Linked DNA regions of Homo sapiens: region 2 is linked to region 1. Evidence: chromatin contacts called from ENCODE Hi-C or POLR2A ChIA-PET data. All regions are on one chromosome and are shown on one strand. Each heading gives the region's core, a stretch centred on a gene start or an enhancer-like site at or near the end of the contact. The rest is flanking DNA. Distances are from core to core; before and after follow the strand shown.

Evidence for each region. A loop is a pair of places that touch in the nucleus more often than their neighbours do. ChIA-PET counts read pairs that join two places held with the same protein, here RNA polymerase II (POLR2A). Pooled maps may share reads with other maps.
Region 2: a loop to region 1 is called in a map of OCI-LY7, with 4 times the contacts of the local background. The contact joins the enhancer-like site here to the promoter of ARID5B in region 1. A Hi-C loop is called at or near these places in 2 of 168 maps with a recorded cell type or tissue (OCI-LY7 and naive thymus-derived CD4-positive, alpha-beta T cell), 16 of 37 single-sample maps with no recorded cell type and 12 of 50 pooled maps. POLR2A ChIA-PET finds 5 or more read pairs at or near these places in 2 of 52 experiments (T-cell and activated B cell).

The regions. Positions count from the first base shown.
Region 1 is chr10:61,900,039-61,903,619 of GRCh38, forward strand. ARID5B (AT-rich interaction domain 5B) reads left to right here and starts at 1,661. Exons shown (of 10, transcript NM_032199.3): 1 at 1,661-1,692; 2 at 2,121-2,375. The coding sequence starts at 1,672. RefSeq lists silencers at 183-352, 3,093-3,412 and an enhancer at 1,351-1,853.
Region 2 is chr10:62,525,468-62,529,048 of GRCh38, forward strand. No RefSeq gene overlaps it. Among named protein-coding and RNA genes, the nearest start is that of ZNF365, 150 kb to the left of the region's middle. RefSeq lists an enhancer at 1,864-2,083. Within about 2 kb of position 1,989, at least 5 of the 41 ENCODE cell types and tissues checked have a DNase peak (open chromatin) inside an H3K27ac peak, as active enhancers do; they include OCI-LY7, where a contact is called at or near this core.

The sequences.
Region 1 (3,581 bases), core at 411-2,910:
TAAAGTAATCCTGTTTCAACTAGATGCTGTGACTAGAGGTGAAACGTTGCGAAAGCGTTAAAAATAGCTTACTAGTAATTTCAACATCCTGTAATTTTATCACAGATCAAGTTTCAACTGTCATACTATACAGACCTTATTCCCCATATAGTACATGTTTACTTTTTTAGCATGCCAGACCCACTTTGGAAAGATTGGTGCCAATATAATAAAAGCTGGAGGGGGGGTGTGCTGGAAGGAGTGGGAGGAGAGCGGGGAAGGGGGTGGGGGAACGTGGGGGAAGCGAGTACACCATTTTAAATCAACACTGCGAAAATGCAATCTAGCCTGGCGGAGGACCGGCAGCTGGGTCGGAGCTTGCGAGGGCTTTGCAGTCTCTGCCTGTTCCTTGTTCTGTCGCTCTTAAGTTTCTCTGTGTTTGCATAATAGCCGTGCATGCAAACCTCGCAATGCTCCAGGGCTCCAGAACAATAAATATACACATTTAAAGCCTTTATTGTCTTACGGTTCATGCCCCCGGTTTTCAACAGCTTAATTTCTGGTTGTATTTAACTAGTTTGCAAATGGATTTTTTCAGTTTCAAACTATTATTGAGGAAGCTCCCCTCCCTTTTTTGGCGGGGGAGGGGATGGGGGTGGGGTAGGAGTCGGTATATTATTCCTGTAGCGCTGGGTTATATAAACACATTATCATTTGAGAGCGCCCTTGGCGTCCATCAGCATTGTAAACACGTACTAGTGTATATACTTCAAAATTAAAGAATGCACACGCAGAACCGGGAGCCTGAATTCATATTCTGAGCAGACTCGCTTCTCGCATTTATTGATTTATCATGCATCGTTTATTGTTCCAGTCCCTAAATGCAGTCGCTGTCCGTTCAATATTGTTTGCGAAATCCTAAGATGTGTGTGCACTGCTCACTTGTCTCTTTTTTTTTTGCTGAGTATTTTTTTGCGAAGCGAACAAATGCATTAATATTTATATGTTTATATAATCGATAACCCACTTTTCCCTTCCATGTAAATAGGCATCAAAAGATAATTTAACAGATTAGTTCTCGAAAACATGGCAGTGAGGAAGCGTAATTTAACTATCAAACAAATCTACATGTCTAATAACAGCAAATCTGCTAAGAAGCATTAGAAAGAGGAGCAGCGCCCCGGAATCTCTGCAGGAAATGTTCTTTATATTAGACATATACAAGCAGGTCCTGTCAGATGCACAGTGGAGCTCGCTACCCCTCCTCTCCTCCAAAAATCTCATCAGACGATATCCCAGACAGGAGCGGTTAGAGAGAGAGGAATCACATCTCCACACAGTTTTAGGGTGCTTTTTATTTTTACAAATCTTCTTGTGTGTTTTTTGCCTTGATCCATCCTCTTCCCGCCGAGATCGTATGGCGCCTTTCTCTCGATTATGAATTTGATCAATCCATCTTTGGAAGAAAACCCACATAGTTTTTTCAGGAGCTGAAAATTGAGTCGTTATAGAAATATTAGGACATATTTTCAATCATTTCGGTGCCCGAAGGGAGGCAAGAGCTCAGTTTTATATTGAGACATTACGCCGGCTGAAGGCAGAGAATGCGTTTCCCTGCCAGGACCTGATGCAATCCATTCAAGCCAACAAGTTTGGAGAGAATGTTGAGTTCAATCAATTCAGAACGTCGAGATGGAGCCCAACTCACTCCAGGTATTTCGCTCTCCTCCGCTCCTCCGATCCCGGCACCCCCCGGCACCCCCCAACCCCCCAGCTCACCCACACCTCTGCACCCACCCACACCCCCCACAAACTTTTCACCAAACTTTTACCCTCTGCATCCCCCAAAATCATTTTTATTGTTTAAAAAAATCCCTGCACTGATCATACATACATAATGTAATTTTACCGCCTCAAATGGGGAGGTGGGTAGAAGTGGCGGTGGGGGGCCCTGAGTTTTTTTTTTTTTTTTTTTAGGGAAGCAGAAAATTTGTGGGTGCTATTATTTTTCCACCCAGCGTTATATCTGTTGGGTCGTCTGTATTAAGAGAGTGGATGTCTGTGTGTAAATGTGTCTGGGAATAGATGTTTGTGCTCTGATGGCTACATTATTTATTTGGTGTTTTTTTCCCCCCCTGCAGTGGGTCGGCTCACCGTGTGGCTTGCACGGACCTTACATTTTCTACAAGGCTTTTCAATTCCACCTTGAAGGCAAACCAAGAATTTTGTCCCTTGGCGACTTTTTCTTTGTAAGATGTACGCCAAAGGATCCGATTTGCATAGCGGAGCTCCAGCTGTTGTGGGAAGAGAGGACCAGCCGGCAACTTTTATCCAGCTCTAAACTTTATTTCCTCCCAGAAGACACTCCCCAGGGCAGAAATAGCGACCATGGCGAGGTGGTAAACCTGTCTGTCCCCCTCTTCTTTCTTTATTATTTTTCCCCCTAGTAATGCTTATTACAGGGCAAGCTTGAAAATACTGTATTCACTTCTGCAGGCAAGCAGGATCGACTCCTTTTTTAAAGGGGTAGCGCCACTAGCTGGGGCTCGAGTATTTTGCCATTGTCAGAGTTTGGCTGTCAGCTTTACAAAGAGGATCCAACTGCTGATTTTAGTCAAGATCAAATAACTTGTTCGAGAAGGGTTTTGTTCAAGGATGTGTGTGTGTGTGTGTGTGTGTGTGTGTATGTGTGTGTGTGTGTTCATTTGCTCTCCTGCTATTGCCTCTTGAACATCACATGCTTTTTATATTTTTTGCCTTTTGAAAATTTACCTTCGTGTCTGGCTCGGTCGTGTCTGGGTGGATTTCTTTCGGTGGGTTTCGATATTGTTCTTTTTTCAAAGTAAGTATTTGATATGTTTAAGAGGGCGGAAATTACGAAATGGAGGCAGAATGAGATCAAAAGCTATTGAGTTGGCAAAGACGTGTTGAATAAAGTGATAAATGACAGGTACTGGAATAATACATTCAAATAACTTGCAGATCTGCCCGGGCGGATTTCAAAGCGGTGGTGTAACAGGCACAAACACGTTAAGCATTAACAACTATCTCTCGCCCACTCCCCCTCCCCCCGGACAAGCCATTTGATGTTCTAGTTTGCAATTACTCCACGCAAAGTGGACGTCCTCCTGCGCGATCTTTGGGGGTGTGTGGGACGGGGGCGGGGGAGGGGAGGGCAGAGGGGTGTGTGCTCGCCCACTGGCCCTGCGGGTCCAGCGTTCTCCGTGCCCAGACGGCGCTCCCGGGGAGGGCGGGGAGGGGACAGAGCCTCCCCGGCACGTTTCTGGGCGGCCGCGGGGGCGCTCGCCGCGCTCCCGGGAGGACGCCGGAGGTGAGCCCGCTGTCACTGGGCGCCGGGGCGGCCGCCTCCCTTCGGCTCTGTCATTTCATGTGTGACCGCAGTTCTGCGGGCTCCCCTCCTCAGCTGACCGACCTCAGCGCCGTGGTACCTACCGAGGGGAACTATTTTGGGGAGTCTGTGCCCACGGCGCAGCGGGGAGGGAGGGCGCACTGCCGCCTGGCGAGGCTTTGTGTTGCCAAAGCGAGAGCAGGGTAATCAAACAGACTTTTGAGGGCAGCTAGTGCTGTGCCAGGCTCTCGAG
Region 2 (3,581 bases), core at 739-3,238, 630 kb after region 1:
GAGATTTATGCTTTAAGGAGGTTATATTTTGGTGTAGTTTGAGGATTTGTTTCAAGATTTAGAGCTCCTTTTAGCAGTTCTTGTAGTGCAGGCTTTATAGTGGTGAATTCTCTTAGTATTTGTTTGTCTAAAAAAAAACCTGTATCTTTTCTTCATTTATGAAGCTTAGTTTCACTGGTTACAAAATTCTTAGCTGATAATTGTTTTGTTTAAGGAGGCTAGAGATAGGGCCCCAATCCCTTCTAGCTTGTAGGGTTTCTGCTGAGAAATCTGCTGTTAATCTCATATGTTTTCCTTTATAGGTTACCTGGTGTTTTTGCCTCACAGCTCTTAAGATTTATTTCCTTCATCTTGACTTCAGATAACCTGATGACTATGTGCCTAGGCAATGATCTTTTTGTGATAAATTTCCCAGGTGTTTTTTTGAGCTTCTTGTATTTGGATGTCTAGGTCTCTGGCAAGGCTAGGAAAGTTTGCCTTGATTTTTCCCTCAAATATGTTTTCCAAACTTGTTAGATTTCTTCTTTCTAAGGAACACAAATTATTTTTAGGTTTAGTTACATAGTCCCAAACTTCTTGGAGGCTTTGTTCATTTTTTAAAAAATTCTATTTTCTTTGTCTTTGTTGGATTGGGTTAATTTGAAAACCTGTTTTTGAGCTCTGAAGTTCTTTCTTCTGCTTGTTCGATTCTGTTGCTGAGACTTCCCAGTGTATTTTGCATTTCTCTAAGTATGTCCTTCATTTCCAAAAATTGTGATTGTTTTCTATTTATGCTATTTCACCGAAGATTTTTCCCTTCTGTATTAGTCCATTTTCATACTGCTACGAAGAAATACCCAAGACTTGGTAATTTATAAAGAAAAAGAGGTTTTATGGACTCACAGTTCCACATGGCTGGGGAGGCCTCACAATCATGGCAGAAGGCAAAGGAAGAGCAAAGGCACATCTTACATGGCTGCAAGAAAGCATGTGCAGGGGAATTGCCCTTAATAAGACCATCAGATCTCATGAGACTTATTCACTATCATGAGAACAGCATGGGAAAAACTCTGCTCCCATGATTCAATTACCTCCCACTGTGTCCCTCCCATGACACATAGGGATTATGGGAGCTACAATTCAAGATGAGATTTGGGTGGGGACACAGCCAAACCATATCACCTTCATTTCCTGTATCATTGTTTTGGTTTCATTAAGTTGGACTTCATCTTTCTCTGGTGTCTCCTTAATTTGCTTAATAATCGACCTTCTGAATTTTTTTTCTGGCAATTCAGAGACTTCTTCTTGGTTTGGATCCATTGCTGGTGAGCTAGTGTGATCTTTTGGAGGTGTTAAAGAAACATGTTTTGTCATTTTACCAAAACTGTTTTTCTGATTCCTTCTCATTTGGACAGACTATGTCAGAGGGAAGATCTGGGACTCAAGAGCTGCTGTTCAGATTCTTTGTCCCAAGGGGTGCTCCCTTGATGTAGTGCTCTCCCCTTCCCCTAAGGATGTGGCTTCCTGAGAGCCAAACTGCAGTTATTTCTCTTCTGGATGTAGCCACTCAGTGGAGCTACTGGGTTCTGGGCTGGTACTGGGGAGTGTCTGACCAAAGTCCTGTGATGTGAACCATTTTCATGTCTACCATCTTCAGGTGTCTCAGTCTTGGATACCAGCACCTGTTTTGGTGGAGTTGGCAGGGGAGTGAAATGGATTCTGTGAGGGTCCTTAGTTGTAGTTTTGTCTATTGCACTAGTTTTGTATTTGTTGGCCTCCAGCCAGGAGGTGGCACTTTCAGGGGAGCATCAGTTGCCATAGTATAGGGAGGATCAAGGCAGTGGGTGGAGCCCTAGAGCTCCGAAGAGATTATGTCCTTTGTCTTTGGCTACAAGGGTGGGTAGAGAAAGACCATCAGGTCGGGGCAGGGTTAGGCCTGTCTGAGCTCAGGCTCTCCTTGGGTGGGGCTTGCTGCAGCTGCTGTGGGGTATGGGGATGTGGTTCTCAGGCCAGTGAAGTTATGTTCCCAGGGGGATTGTAGCTGCCTCTGATGTGTCATGCAGGTCACCAGGGAAGTCGGGGAAAGCTGGCAGTTACAGGCTTCACCTAGCTCCCATGCAGCCCAAGAGGCTGGTCTCACTCCCACCATGCCCCCACCAACAGCACTGAGTTTATTTCCAGGCAGCCAGTGAGCAGGGCTGAGAACTTGCCACAGGCTACTAGCCTTTTAGCTGAGAAAGCAAGCAGGGCTTTCAGGTCTTGTGCCTCCCTGCCTGCTGCGGCTTCTGTGCTGTGTATCCACTCCCGATTCACCTCCTCCCCCAGTTTCTATCGAGGAAATTTGTGTTCAGTTGAAATTGTTACAAAGTTCAGCTGGAAGTTTCTTTCTCCCTGTGGTCTTTTCCCAGTTCCTCTGGCAGCCCTTCCCAAGGATCTCTGTGAGACTAAGTCAGAAATGGCTTCCCTGGGGACCGAGAGAGCCCACAGGGCTCTTCCCACTACTTCTACCCTTGTATTTTGCTTAGCTCTCTAAATTTGTCTCAACTCTAGGTAAGATCAAATCCTTCTCCCATTATCTGGACCTTCAGTTTCCCCCGTGAAGGTGTGTGTTCAAGGGCAGACAATCCCCCTTTCACACTTTGGGCACTCACATTTTTTCAACCATCTTCTGGGGCCTGCAGGAGCAATCTGCTTCCTTCAAAGGGTCTGTGGATTCTCTAGGCTTTCCGGGTATGTTCCTGCAGTAGTTCTTGGAGTAAAAGTTTACAATGTGCATCTCCACAAGCTGCTCTGTCCATCTGAGTGGGAGCTGGAAGTTAGTCCTGCCTTCTATCCACCATTTTCCTGCTGTTCAAATAAATGCCTTTTCTTTATAAATTACCCGGTTTCAGGTATTTTGTTATAAGCAACAGAAAACAGACTAAGACAGACAGCTTTAACCATTACCAAGTTCTTCCTGCCATTAAGCTAAACTGATTCCTTGTAATGTCTTTCCTTTAGTTCTATTTGTGTCTGCTTGCTTATAATACATTTAGTGTTTCTTCTATTAAACAGTCCTTTAGCTATTTGAAGACAACTATGCTGTTTCCAGCCCTACTCTAGCCTCACTCCTAAACTTTCTCTTCTCTCGAATATTCAAAACCAGTTCCTCATACTGAACTTTAACAAAGATCAAGGTTCTGTTTGAGGCAGAAAAAAAAAAAAAAAGAACTGAAACAGTGACTCTTTTTTGTTTGACCACATCCTCTTGTTTATCTTGAAAATCAAGGTGGATAGACTATGAATGTGAGATGAAAAAAGCCAAAGAGGCTCTCTGTGTTACTATGATGACTACTCTGATCTGAGCCACTATTACTTCTTTCCTAGACTACTGCAATGTATTTCTAACTAATTACTAATTGCTATCTCTGACCTGTGTCCCTATCGTGAAGGTAAGAGTACTGACACACAGAGTCTCAATAGGTAATTTACTCAAGATAATGTCACATGTAAAAGAATTGACTCCAAGACTGTTTTCATCTATAGCCTGTAACAGAACTAATGATGGCCAATGAAATTATCACTTGGGTCTTGAATTTAATCTAGATGAGATGAAAATAGTG